2 separate regions of the Homo sapiens genome follow, and region 2 is linked to region 1. A link is a contact called in ENCODE Hi-C or POLR2A ChIA-PET data. All regions are on one chromosome and are shown on one strand. Each heading gives the region's core, a stretch centred on a gene start or an enhancer-like site at or near the end of the contact. The rest is flanking DNA. Distances are from core to core; before and after follow the strand shown.

Evidence for each region. Hi-C counts contacts between places; a loop is a spot of excess contacts on that map. ChIA-PET counts read pairs that join two places held with the same protein, here RNA polymerase II (POLR2A). Pooled maps may share reads with other maps.
Region 2: a loop to region 1 is called in a pooled map of heart left ventricle, with 2.4 times the contacts of the local background. The contact joins the enhancer-like site here to the promoter of ZBTB7C-AS1 in region 1. A Hi-C loop is called at or near these places in 1 of 168 maps with a recorded cell type or tissue (endothelial cell of hepatic sinusoid) and 3 of 50 pooled maps. POLR2A ChIA-PET finds 5 or more read pairs at or near these places in 1 of 52 experiments (HEK293).

Annotation. Positions count from the first base shown.
Region 1 is chr18:48,158,196-48,164,047 of GRCh38, forward strand. ZBTB7C-AS1 (ZBTB7C antisense RNA 1) reads left to right here and starts at 4,521. Exons shown (of 5, transcript XR_001753437.2): 1 at 4,521-4,685. The region is part of intron 3 of ZBTB7C (zinc finger and BTB domain containing 7C); the gene reads right to left. RefSeq lists a silencer at 3,441-3,640.
Region 2 is chr18:48,215,749-48,221,629 of GRCh38, forward strand. The region is part of intron 2 of ZBTB7C (zinc finger and BTB domain containing 7C); the gene reads right to left. Among named protein-coding and RNA genes, the nearest start is that of ZBTB7C-AS2, 34 kb to the right of the region's middle. Within about 2 kb of position 1,688, at least 6 of the 41 ENCODE cell types and tissues checked have a DNase peak (open chromatin) inside an H3K27ac peak, as active enhancers do.

The DNA of each region.
Region 1 (5,852 bases), core at 3,271-5,770:
CTTTGCTTTTGGTGGATTTGTTTTGGTGGCTGCCAAAGGTGCCTATCAGGAACGACAGGTGATTTGCTTTTGGGCAGGGCTGCGAAGATGTCAGGGAAACAAGTTACCTTTCTCATAACTCTGGCCCTCGCAGGCTACAGGATGACCATGGGTCGGAATGATGCTTCCCAAAGCCACCGACACACACACAGGAGCTGGGTCTAGGAGCCAGGAGTCTAGCTTCTAGCCCAGCCCTGCCTCTATGGGGCTGTGTGTTCTAGGGCAAATACTTCTCCCTCCCTGGTCCTTAATGTTCTCCTCAGCAAAATGAGGGTCTTGGAGGGGTGGGGTGGGGGTGATAAACTTGAAAGACCTTTTTGGCTCTCATCTGTGAGTTTGGAGGAAGCATTCTGGGGCCAGAGCTGCAGAATTCTGAATGGCTCTCGGGTGGGCCTACTTTCTCCTAGTTCCTAGGCCCTCTTCTGCAAGACTCCGTTTTTATTATTGATTTGGCAGTGAAGTAGAGTGTTCTATGTTCTTGGCTCAGCCCTGGTGGAAACAGAAGATAGACTCCAAAAGCAGAGGATGGCAAGTGAAGCGTGTCAGGCATGGCCTTCTTCACCTCACCGCCCTGTCCATCCATCTCGAGGTTTTGAAGGCACCTGGTTTTACTGATAATCTGGGGTGAGCATGAAGCCGCTGGGGGAAGGGACAGGCTACAGGGGAGCATGAAGCTGAAGGCAAATTCCTGGGCCTCCCCACACAGGGTGAGCTCCCCAGAGGAGGGTAGGGGCTGGGGAGATACAGTGTAGGGGAAGAGGATGAAGGCCTGGCCAACTGCTCCACTTCCATCTTCCTCAGCCCCTTTCTCAGAGGCGACAGGGGATGCAGAGAGTCAAGTCCACTCCTGGCCTCAAGGAGCATAACCACATTCTGTGTTTTCTTTTCCCAAAGAGATCAGAAGCTTCTGGAAGGGTAGGGGTCATGGCTTATTTATTTATTTTTTCCTTTTCTATTCCCCTTGTCCTAACACATAAAATACCTGCACATGTGGTGGTTAAGCACACCGATCCTAGAGTCAGACTGCTCTAGTGTGAATCCCGGTGGTCTTCTACTTAATCAACCTCAGTTTCCTTGTCTTTAAAATGGGAAAAATGATAATTCCTACCTCATAGGGATCTTACGAGGATTCAATAAAGTAATACTTACAGGACATTTAGCACAGGGCCTGGCACTTGGAAGGTGGCCCATAAAAAGGCTTACCAAGATGAATGGAGCTGAATTGCTTCTGGTCAAAATTCATCATCACAAGAAAGTCAGATGCATGTTCCTTTCTTGCTACTACAAATCATGCCTACACTAATTCATTCATCACCTCTGTGTCCACAGATGGTGCAAAGATCAACTTTACCAAAGCCAAGCTCAACTCTCCTAAGTTTCAAATCAGTGAGGTTCCTGAACTTCTACTACATGCAAAATATTATTTTAATCATTCATTTTACCCTCTTTCTTCTCCAAATACTTTATTAAAATTGGTAATAGTAGCCTGAATGACCTGAATTTCTCCTACTTTTACTTTTTACCAAAGTGCTGCCCCCATCCCACATGCCATAGTAGTCAATGCCCAGCAGGCAGGACCCCAGAGGCATGAACATTAGGTTCACAGAGCGCTGGGCAGCCCAGAGCCCAGGGGGCCTCCAGCCCCCAGAGATTCTGGATCTGTGGGGCTGTGGTCTCTTCACACAGTGCCTGGCAGGGCCGCAGGATGACAAGAACCCCTGCAGGAACAGACATGCCTTGGTCTTTTGCAACCTGTTCAGATACTGGTTGAGGGTAATGAATGGAAAAGAGTCACAGCATTAATCGCTCTGATCTGGAGTTGCCAATTTGGCTCATGCTCGGACCCACCTCCAGACCCACAGTCTCCTCCCGCACAATGACTGGGCTTGCTTGAAGTGACCAAAGATGATGCCAGGCTCCGATGGGGGTCACTGCTGGCCAACTACCCTAGAGAAACATTTCGCTAGCACACTCAGTGACAAGGAGCTAGAATCCCAAGCACTGTGGAAGCCTCACTTCTTCCAAAAGATGCATTAATCCAGTCCTCTTGTTGAGGGCTTGTTCATGCATCTCACCGGTATCTACTGAGCAACTACTCTGTGCCACATAGGTGCTATGCTAGGTCCCTAACATGGAGCTACCCTAAAATTAAAGCACAGTATAACAGCAGGCACGCTGGGATGAGGAGCTGGGAGGCTAGTCAGAGTTCCAGCTCTGCCACTAACTAGTAGTATGATCTTGGGCAGGTCATCTCCCGCTCTGGGTCTCAAGGGCCTCATCTATTAAACCCAGGACTGGGCTGAGGATGCCTGTGGTCCAGCTGTTAAAGATCCCGGTTAAATAATAAAGATCCTGGATCTATTAAATAACATCCCTGATGTATAAATAGTGGCAATCTTGATCAAAGAGCTCCAAGCTTGTAGAAAACACAAGCTCAGCAACCTACCAATCTCCCCCTTGCCATAGTAAGGGCACCTGTTTGCTACCTGAAAATGTAAGAACTCACAGCCTTGGGATGAGTGAGAAGTTGAACTGGCCGCAGGGAGAGACACCTGAGAGGGCAGTGGCAGTCTGAGGGGGGCCAGGTGGCCTTCTTGATGTGATATGAGGGATCCCTGAAAGGCCTCCCCTGTCCCAAATATCTGCTCCCTATCCCCCAAATCTGGGGTCCTGCATCTGGAATTCCACCATTTGAGACAAGTTTTTTTTTTTTTTTTTTCCAGTGCCGGGGGAGCAGTGGGGGGTCGTCTTTGATTGCAGACACCTTCAAGCAAAACGCACACAGCCATGAGAAGGGTGTGGTTCCCACCCTTCTAAGGTTGCCTGGGTCTTCCCTGCCTGCCAGCAGAGGCCTGGCAGCTTGTGGGCCCTGGGTGCTTGGGGCTGGAGGAGGTGGGGGGGACCCAGAAGGGACCCTAAAGGGGGCTGTGGGGGAGGGAGGGCCTCCTGGGCTGACTCAAGGTCTCCTTCACCAAGACCCAGAGGGCCTGGGGGACGGGGGCAGGGAAAGAGAAAGAGCACGTGCAAGATTTGAGTTCTCCAGGAGGGCTGGGAGTGGGAGAGTCCAGGGAAAGAGCTGGTGCCTCCCTTTGGCTAACCGATCCCTTGGAAGAGCCAGCTCAGAGAGGGGAGGAAGGGAGGGCGGGTCAGGAGACAGGGTGGGGCCGGGATGAGAGGAAACTGTAAAACCAACGGGGCGGATTCACGAAAAATTCCCGAGCGTGGTGAGGGTAGAGGGTGCTGGGCAGCACCCCAGTTCGCCGGGCCCACGCTCCTCCAGTTGCCCGGCCTGTTCAGACTGGTTCGCCCACCTTTCTCTCCCTGCCGGCCCCACTCGCCTGACCTCTGAGAAAGCAGAATCCGGGACATGAAGCAACCACAGCCGCTCCGCCCGGCCACAAGCGCCCCGGACTCCGTGCCTGCCCGCAGCCCCCTTCCTGCAGCGTTCACTCGGCTGCCCGGCCCGGCCCGGCCCGGGCGCCCCGCCCCAGCCCCGCCCCGCTCCGGAGGCCCCTCCTCTATCCCCGCCCCTTCCCGGGCGCCCCGCCCTCTCCCTCCACTCTGCGCCCCCGCGGCCTCTCTCTCCTCCTGCGGGAGCCATCGCCCTCCTCCCGGGCGCCCCTCCCCGCGGCCGCAGCCTGTTTCCCGGGCCTCTCCTCCGCATTCTCACATCGCTCCAGCTCGACCTCCCCACCCGCCCGCCTCCCCGGGAGGCCGCGGCCCGGCGCGGCACCGCCCCTGCCCACGGTTACCCGGTTACCGCCTGAGAGGCCGGCGCCTGCCCGGGCGGGCGGGACCCGCACTGACCCCGCAGGGGGCGAGGCGGGGCTGAGAGGGGCGAACGCAGAGCCAGACCCCCCGCCGCCGCAGGCCGCCCACCTCCAGGCAGGGCTTCGTGCCAGACCCGGCTGTAGTTATCAGCTGGGTGGAGGGCAGTGCCAGCTGCAGGCGTCCCCGAGGCGCAAACACCACCCCTGGCCCCAGCCTCCTTCCCTGCAGCCTTCTACCTTCTACCGGAAACAGAGCCACGGGGAGCTAAAGGAGGATCCAGCAACAGTGGAGGCAGGGACTCCACCTCAGAGGCAGGGCCGCACTGAAGCCCAGCTCACCTACCTGCTGGGTGACCTTGGGCAAGTGACTTCTCTATGCCTCAGTTGTTGCATCTGTAAAATTGAGATAGTAATAGTATTCACCTCACTGAGTGCTGCGGTTTGGTGCCTGGCACATAATAGGGACTTCATAGACAGTTGTTACTATTATTACCTCTTCCCCCACATTTGGGGTTTGGCAGAGGGATGTATTGGCTACATGGTCATTAAGGATCTGTTAAGCACCTCCTATGCACGAGGGAGATCACATGGTATGGTCCAAGAGTCTTGGAGTTAGATGTGGGGTTGAATCCTGGCCCTGTCACTTCATAGCTGTGTGTGACCTTGTAAAATTCTGTCTCCTCTCTGAGCTGAAGTTCCCCCACAGGAAAATAGGGACCGTAATGCCCATCTTCCGGGGCCAATGCTGGATTCAATGAGATAATGTACAGGGAGTGCCCAGGGCAGTTCTCAGCACACAATAGTGCCTCTCAGTAAATAAGAGACGCAGGATGGAGAGGACAGGCTCAGTTTCTGCTACAGAAGAGCTCTGGGCAGGTAAGACCTATGGGAGAAAAATGTCACTGAGGAGGATGAACGTTCATGCTCAGCATGCAGTCAGTAGGAAGGGCTGAGGGAGGGCAGGCCCTCCTGTCTAGGAGAATGAAACTGCTAAGGGTGGGATGTCAGGCACTGGTGGGGGATGTTTCCGAATGGGGCCCGTTGGTCCTCAGTGAAGCGGCAGCTACTGGGCCTGAGAAGGGATGTAGGGGCGCTGGAATGACTGATGTCAGCATCTGCTTTATTGGAGAGGCCCCAAAGATGGCTTGGCCATCTCTCTCCCATCCTGACAGGAGAAAAGAATGAAAAGGACAGTTGGAAAATGAGCCCTGAGCAAAATCTCCCCCCTTTATAATAACTGTGAATGTGGCTGGGCATGAGCATGGCCCTGGACAGTGGCTGTGTGACTCTGAAGCTGGGTTCCCTCATCTGTAAAATAGTGGGCTGGTCAGATGCTTTCTAGGCCCCTGAGCTCCTCCCTTCTTGAAAGCAACATTTGCTCTGATCCGTAGCAATGTGGGGGAGAAGCCACTCCTGGAGAGTGCAGGGCCCATCTTCAATCCCATCACCCATTCCATGAACTGGCTGGGAGCCCTCTTGGATGAAATGGAAATGGAGTGGGGCTTAACAGTGGGACAGGCTCCCCAAAGTAGCTCAGGAAGACCAGCTGTCCCACTGATTGTGTGATTCTGACAGCTGGAATCAGCCTTTCAAGCAGATGTCCAGCCCTCTTACAGACAAAGAAAGCCCAGAGAAGTGAAAGGACTTGCCCAAATTCATGTGTCTCTTGAGAGGCAGAGCTGCCTTTCAATCCACTGCACCATATTGCTTCAATTAGTTTCATTAAGAGGGACAACAAAAAAACCAGTAAGCTAGTGACCAAGGCCATCCAAAGTCTCTTTGAGTCCATTTCACGAATGCAAAATGGAAATGCCTTAGCTTCACTACCAGATAAGAAAGTGCTTTGGGAAGTGAGAAGAACACTCCAAACAGCCCAGGAGCTGCCATAAGCACTGTCTGGAGCTGGAGGGGGTTAACTAGGTGGACAGTTGGCGGAGGCTCCTGCCAGGTCAGAGGGGATTTGCCTTTGTGATCAGCACTGCAGGCTCCACGAAGAGTCCAAGGACAGTGGGCTCTGAGTACTAATATGCATTTTTATTCTGC
Region 2 (5,881 bases), core at 438-2,937, 55 kb after region 1:
GAAAAAGACCTGGAAAGGGAAAGGGATTTTCTACAGAATGTAAATTTCCCCCACAGTAGACAGATTTTCAGGGCATATTTTCAGACTTTTTTGACATAATTCAAAATATGCTAAAGAAATATATTTTGGGGTAAAGTACTTTGATTTTCCTTCAGGGCCTGCTGTCATGTGATGCTATACTAAAGTCAGGTTGTTATCTTAATGGTACAAAAGAGTTTGTCTTGTCAGTCTTAACATCTCTGTTTTATTGTCAATGCTGGTCAGTCGTGCCTGAATTCCAAAAGGAGGAGAGTATAATAAGGCGTGTCCAACCCTCTCTTCCCTTCATGGCTTGAACTAGTTTTTCGGGTTTCTATGGAATCCCCTTGGCTGAGAGGAGGAGTCCATTCAGTCAGTGGGGGACTTAGAATTTTATTTTTGGTTTATACCAGCCATGGGGCACTCACTACCACAGCAGGCAGCTGATTTCATGGTGGGCAGCTTTTCTTGTTTTCAAGTTCTTTATTGTGCTGAAGAGAAATTTGTTTTCTCCAGCTCACCAGTAAGGAGGAAGAGCTGTGTGGACTTGCTGGGCATCAGAGAAGCCTGAGGGGGTAGAAAATGCAGTCTCTGGTCTCTGAGGCTCACAGTCTGGTGGAGAGAGTGCTGCAGACACATTGGAAGCAGTTGCATAACCTTGCAGAATCACGAGGCAAAATGGGCAGCGAGGGCAACCCAGTTGCTAGGAGTTGAGGGAAGAGAGATCTACATGGCTGGCTTCTGGGTGCTCACTCCCTGGGGGGCGAAGGTGGCATACACTGACGAGTCCCAAACCTGGGTCTCCGGGCCAGACACATCTCAAGCTCCTCGCCAATTTTCCAAGGCAAGTAGAAATCCTTTCCTGCTTCCTCCCCCTGACAACTTCTCATCAGAAGCCAGCAGTCATCCTAAAACCCCGCTCCGTCAGCCCACACTCTGTGCATCCTGAGCCCGCTCAGTCCATCTCCTGAGTGCCTGTGGATCCATCCCTCCTCTCCATCCTATGGCCCCCACAGCCACTAGACCCTCATCATTTGTTGTGGGTTGAACTGTGTCCACCCCGAATTCATGTGGTAAGGTCCTACCTTCAAGTACCTTATTTGGCAATAAGAACACTGCAGATGTAATTAATTAGGATGAGGTCATACCGGATGAGAGTAGGTCTCTAATCTAGCCTGACTGGTGTCCTTATAAAAAGGGGAGGTTTGGACACCAGCATGCGCAGGAAGGCCGTGTGATGGGAAGGCAGAGCTTGGGTGATGCAGCTGAAGCCAAGGAGTGCCACAGGCTGCCAGCAGCCCTCCAGAAGCTGGCAGAGGCCTGCAGCAGGTTCCCCTCACAGCTTCAGGAGGAACCAACCCTGCTGACAGCTTGATCTCAGACACCTGGCCTGCAGAGCCATGAGACAATCAATTCCTATGACCTCACCCACTCAACTCAGTATGTGTGATTTGCTACGGCAGCCTGAGCAAACGAAAACACCATTTCTCCCCAGCGTTCTTTGGTAGGCCTGAACTCTCTGCCTTCAAGCCCTCCTGTCCTTCCTGTCCCCAAGAAGCCCTCACGCAACCATCAGAAGCATTACTAAGACACAGATCTGACCCTGTCACTCCCAGGCTTAAAACCCGCGGAGGCCTCTCCTGCAGCGTAAGCACAGGGGATTTTGAAGTTGGCCAACTGGACGTAAGCCAGCCACCACCTGACCACTGAGGGCCTTTGAGTCCCCCTCCTTCTCCTCTCCTTCCTCTGCTCTACACACCCCTAGCCAGCCACCCTGAAGTCTTTGCAGTCTCCTGTGGGGCCTGCTGTCCCTCACTCACCTCTGGATCTCTGTGAAGATCTTCTTATCCACCTGAAAAGCCCCATTTCTTCCTGGAAGATGAAAGCCCCCAGAGAGCCACACTCCCCGTGTAATCCCATCCATCACGGCACTAACCCCACTGCCCCAACTCACAGGGCCCTATCACTAGGCCGTGTCTCATATCTTAAGGCCCCTGCCTCCCAGCCAGCCCTGTCTGGCCTGACTAGAGGGTGGTGGCCTTGGGTGGCCAGGGAACACTGGGTTGTCTGCTTGTGGCTCCTCTAAGAGCATCTGTTCATGGTAGTCCTTCTAGAATAGAGAACAATGTGCTCACAACATCACCGTCCCAGGGGGAGCCCTGGGATGAGCCACACGGCTACCAACTCAGTGTACCACAGTAGACAGACCACAGCAAAGGCCAAGGTGACACTGGGTCTCCTGCTGCCCTATTCAGGGAGACTGCCACACCACCACCATGGAAAAGGTCATGGAGCCCTACCTGCACCTGCAAGTCCAGGGTGCCTGGTTCAAAGTCAACACCGAACACCAGGGTTCCGGGGTGGCTCACTAGACCTGGCAGCGTCCACGTTCAGCTTCCCTTGTGGCCTTGGGTACATGTGGTAGTCTCCTGCCACCCTCACCCCAGGCCTGCACAGTCAGGGTGACAGCCCATTCCCCATAGTACCAGTGCTCTGCAGACAATGGTGCTGCAAAGGGCCGCTGAATCAAAAGGAATGTGACTGTGCCTCTGCTGGCTCGAGAGGCTGGTCACCCTGCTCTCTCCCAGGAGGTGCTGCCTCTGCCCCCAGGTATTCCCTCCTAGAATGAAAACTTCTCCAGGGCAGAAGACCTGGTACAGGGTGAGGCCAAAGGCAGGCCTTCTATACACACTTGTGCAAACAGTAAAGGCGTGCACACGCATGGGACAGCTTGGGGTTTGCCTGGTCCAGCCCTCTCTCTACATGGCACACACAGGGCCCTGCCTGGTAAGATGCTTGAAAGCAGGGGCCTGGTTTCAGTGGATCTGTGGTGGTGTTTGTTGATTTTTAAACCACAAGTACATTTTCCATTTATTTCCTTCAAACAGGTTGTTGTAGCCTCTGCATCCTGGACTCTGCTCTCCTTGGCCTAAGAACCTCCCTTTCATTCACCTCAAGCCTTCTGCACCACTGCCGACTATGGCTGACATCCACGCTCTGCATGTGGGGCTACCCACCTACAGGCCTGCCCTGCTACAGCTCCATCCACCACTAGCCCTCAGGGCTGCCTAGGCAGTAAGAGCCTACACTTGGAAGACAGCTATGCCGGGGCCAAGAGTGAAGGTCCCTCTCTCCCAGGCAGCTCTCAGCAAAAGGCATGTGGCAGAGACCCCCCTGGAGGCTCTCCCTAGAGCCCCTGCACACAGGACCCTCACCCCATTTGTATGTGTTCACCACAGCTTGTCTGCCAACCAGCCCCTTCTCCAACTTTATAATAACAGCAGCCCCCATCACAAGCCCCTTCCCATCTATCGTTCCATCTGACCCTCAGGCCTGGGACTGGACTGAGGAATGCTGGGTAAAGCCTCCTGTTTTCTCTGTCTTATAGATGCAGCAGCCAGAGCATGAGGGGGAGCCACCTGCCCATGGCAGCAGAAGTATATCGGACTCACTCCCGAGCTGCAGTGTCAATCCCTCCTCCCACACTGCATATGCTGCCGGCCCCTGCCCTCCCAGGCACTGCCCTGGGCTCTCCCTCCTAGCAAAATCTGGCCTCAGCTAGTTGGGTAAAATAACAATAATGATGACAACACTAACATCTGATGAGAACTGACTTCATGCAGGGCCTTGTTCTAAGCATCTGCACACATTAATTCATTTACTCCCTACTGTATCCCAATGAGGCAAGTACCATATCATTCCCACATTCCAGGTGGGGACACTGAGGTACACAGCTTAAGTGCCTTCCCAGGTCACACAGCCTGTAAATAGCGGGGAAAGGATTCAGGCCTAGGCAGCAGGTGGCAGAGTTCTATGCACAAAGCCACACTCAGGCATTGACAACCCACAGAGGCTTAGAGGGCTGCATTTCAACAAGGGGTAATGCCTTCATTTGCAAAAAGAGTCACATGGTGGCAAGGTGGGCAGGTGGCAGGAGGGAGGAAGAGAGATCTCTGAGCAAGGAGTCTTGCATGCTGCATCTCGCATCCTTGGCCAGAGGGGATCAGAGTGTTGGAGGAGTGGACTGAGTTGGTCAGGTAGATCCCTATTTGGGTAACTGGTGTCAGAGCAGAGAGTGGGATGGATGGAGAGGGATGGAGGCTGAGAGACAGGTTGGGAGGCAATTGCAACAGAACCAGACCAAAGCTGAGGCAGTGGATAAAGAGGAGGCCCCCATGTGTCCTGTTATGGCCCCTCCCAGAAGATGGCCTCACACTGGGGTGTTGGCCAACATTTGTCCCAAAGACTTCTGTCATCCGCAGATGTGGCACAGAGCCCACTAGCCTGCTCACCAGACCCATTCTCTGCTGCTGAGGGGCCTGGTGAACTCAACATCTGCTCTGGGACCAGAGATCCCAGGCCCCAAGTTCACACACTCAGAAACTTGAAGGTGCCAGCCCCAGTTCCCTCTGAAGGCAGAGCACAGTTCAGTTCACTCACAGTCCAGTTTGGCCCATAGTGCAGTTGAGATCCTATTCAAATCAGGCACAGACCCAGGATGGAGAGGGGATGAATGAGTGCAGCTCAGTCAAGCACCACTTTATTGGGGCTGCAGTGCCAGCGCTGGCACCTTGGATGGGAGCCTTGGAGCTCCTCAGAGATGCTGGGCTAAGGCTCAAACAGCAAGCAGGCCTTACTTTCCCCAACAGATGCCAGGGGAGTAAGGCTGCCTCTAGGGAACAAATACTTATTGAGCACCTAAGTGTCAGGCATGGTGCTGGGGGCAGGGATGTAACTTAGAATCAAACTTGCCAAGGCCACAGACCATGGAGCTCAAATTTTCTCCTACACGTGGGCCTGACATGCCAAGTGCCCAGAATAGCAATATTTAGCTTTTACAGACAGTCCAGGATTGAAACAGATAAGCAGGGTCTCTGCCCAACCCTGTGAGAAATCAATAAATCAACCCACAGGTGGCAATAAAGACGGTTAAAACTTCTTACATGCCAAGTACTTTGTAAGTGCTTTACATATGTCAACTCACTCTACAATAGAAAGAGTCCAAGGAAGCAAATATCATAAACTCCACTGTTCAGCAGCAAAAACGGAGGCACAGAGGGGTCAAGTCACTCTCCCTTGCACACTCCCTACTGTCCTAGTCTCCTCTACATTGTCCCCAGACTTGCCTATATAGTATCCCTCTATACTCTCTCCCTCTGTACTGTCCTAGACTCCTCTATACTGTTCTTAGTCTCCCTCTATACTGTCCTAGTTTCCTCTATACTGTCCTGGTCTCCCTCTATGCTGTCCTAGTCTCCTCTATACTGTCCCAGTCTCCTCTATACTGCCCTTGTCTCCTCTATACTGTCCCAGTCTCCTCTATACTATCCCAGTCTCCTCTATACTGCCCTTGTCTCCTCTATACTGTCCTATTCTCCTCTATATTGTCCTAGTCTCCCTCTATACTATCCTTGTCTCCTCTATACTGTCCCAGTCTCCCTCTATACTATCCTTGTCTCCTCTATACTGTCCCTAGTCTCCTCTATAATGTTCTAGACTCCCTCTATACTGTCCTTGTCTCCTCTATACTGTCCCAGTCTCCCTCTATACTGTCCTAGTCTCCTCTATGCTGTCCTAGTCTCCTCTACGCTGTCCCTAGTCTCCTCTACACTGTCCCTAGTCTCCTCTACACTGTCCTAGTCTCCCTCTATACTGTCCTTGTCTCCTCTATACTGTCCTAGCTTCCTCTACACTGTCCTAGTCTCCCTCTATACTGTCCCTTAGTCTCCCTCTATACTGTCCTTGTCTCCTCTATTCTGTCACCTAGTCTCCTCTACACTGTCCTAGTCTCCCTCTATACTGTCCTTGTCTCCTCTATACTGTCTCAGTCTCCTCTATACTGTCCCAGTCTCCTCTATACTGT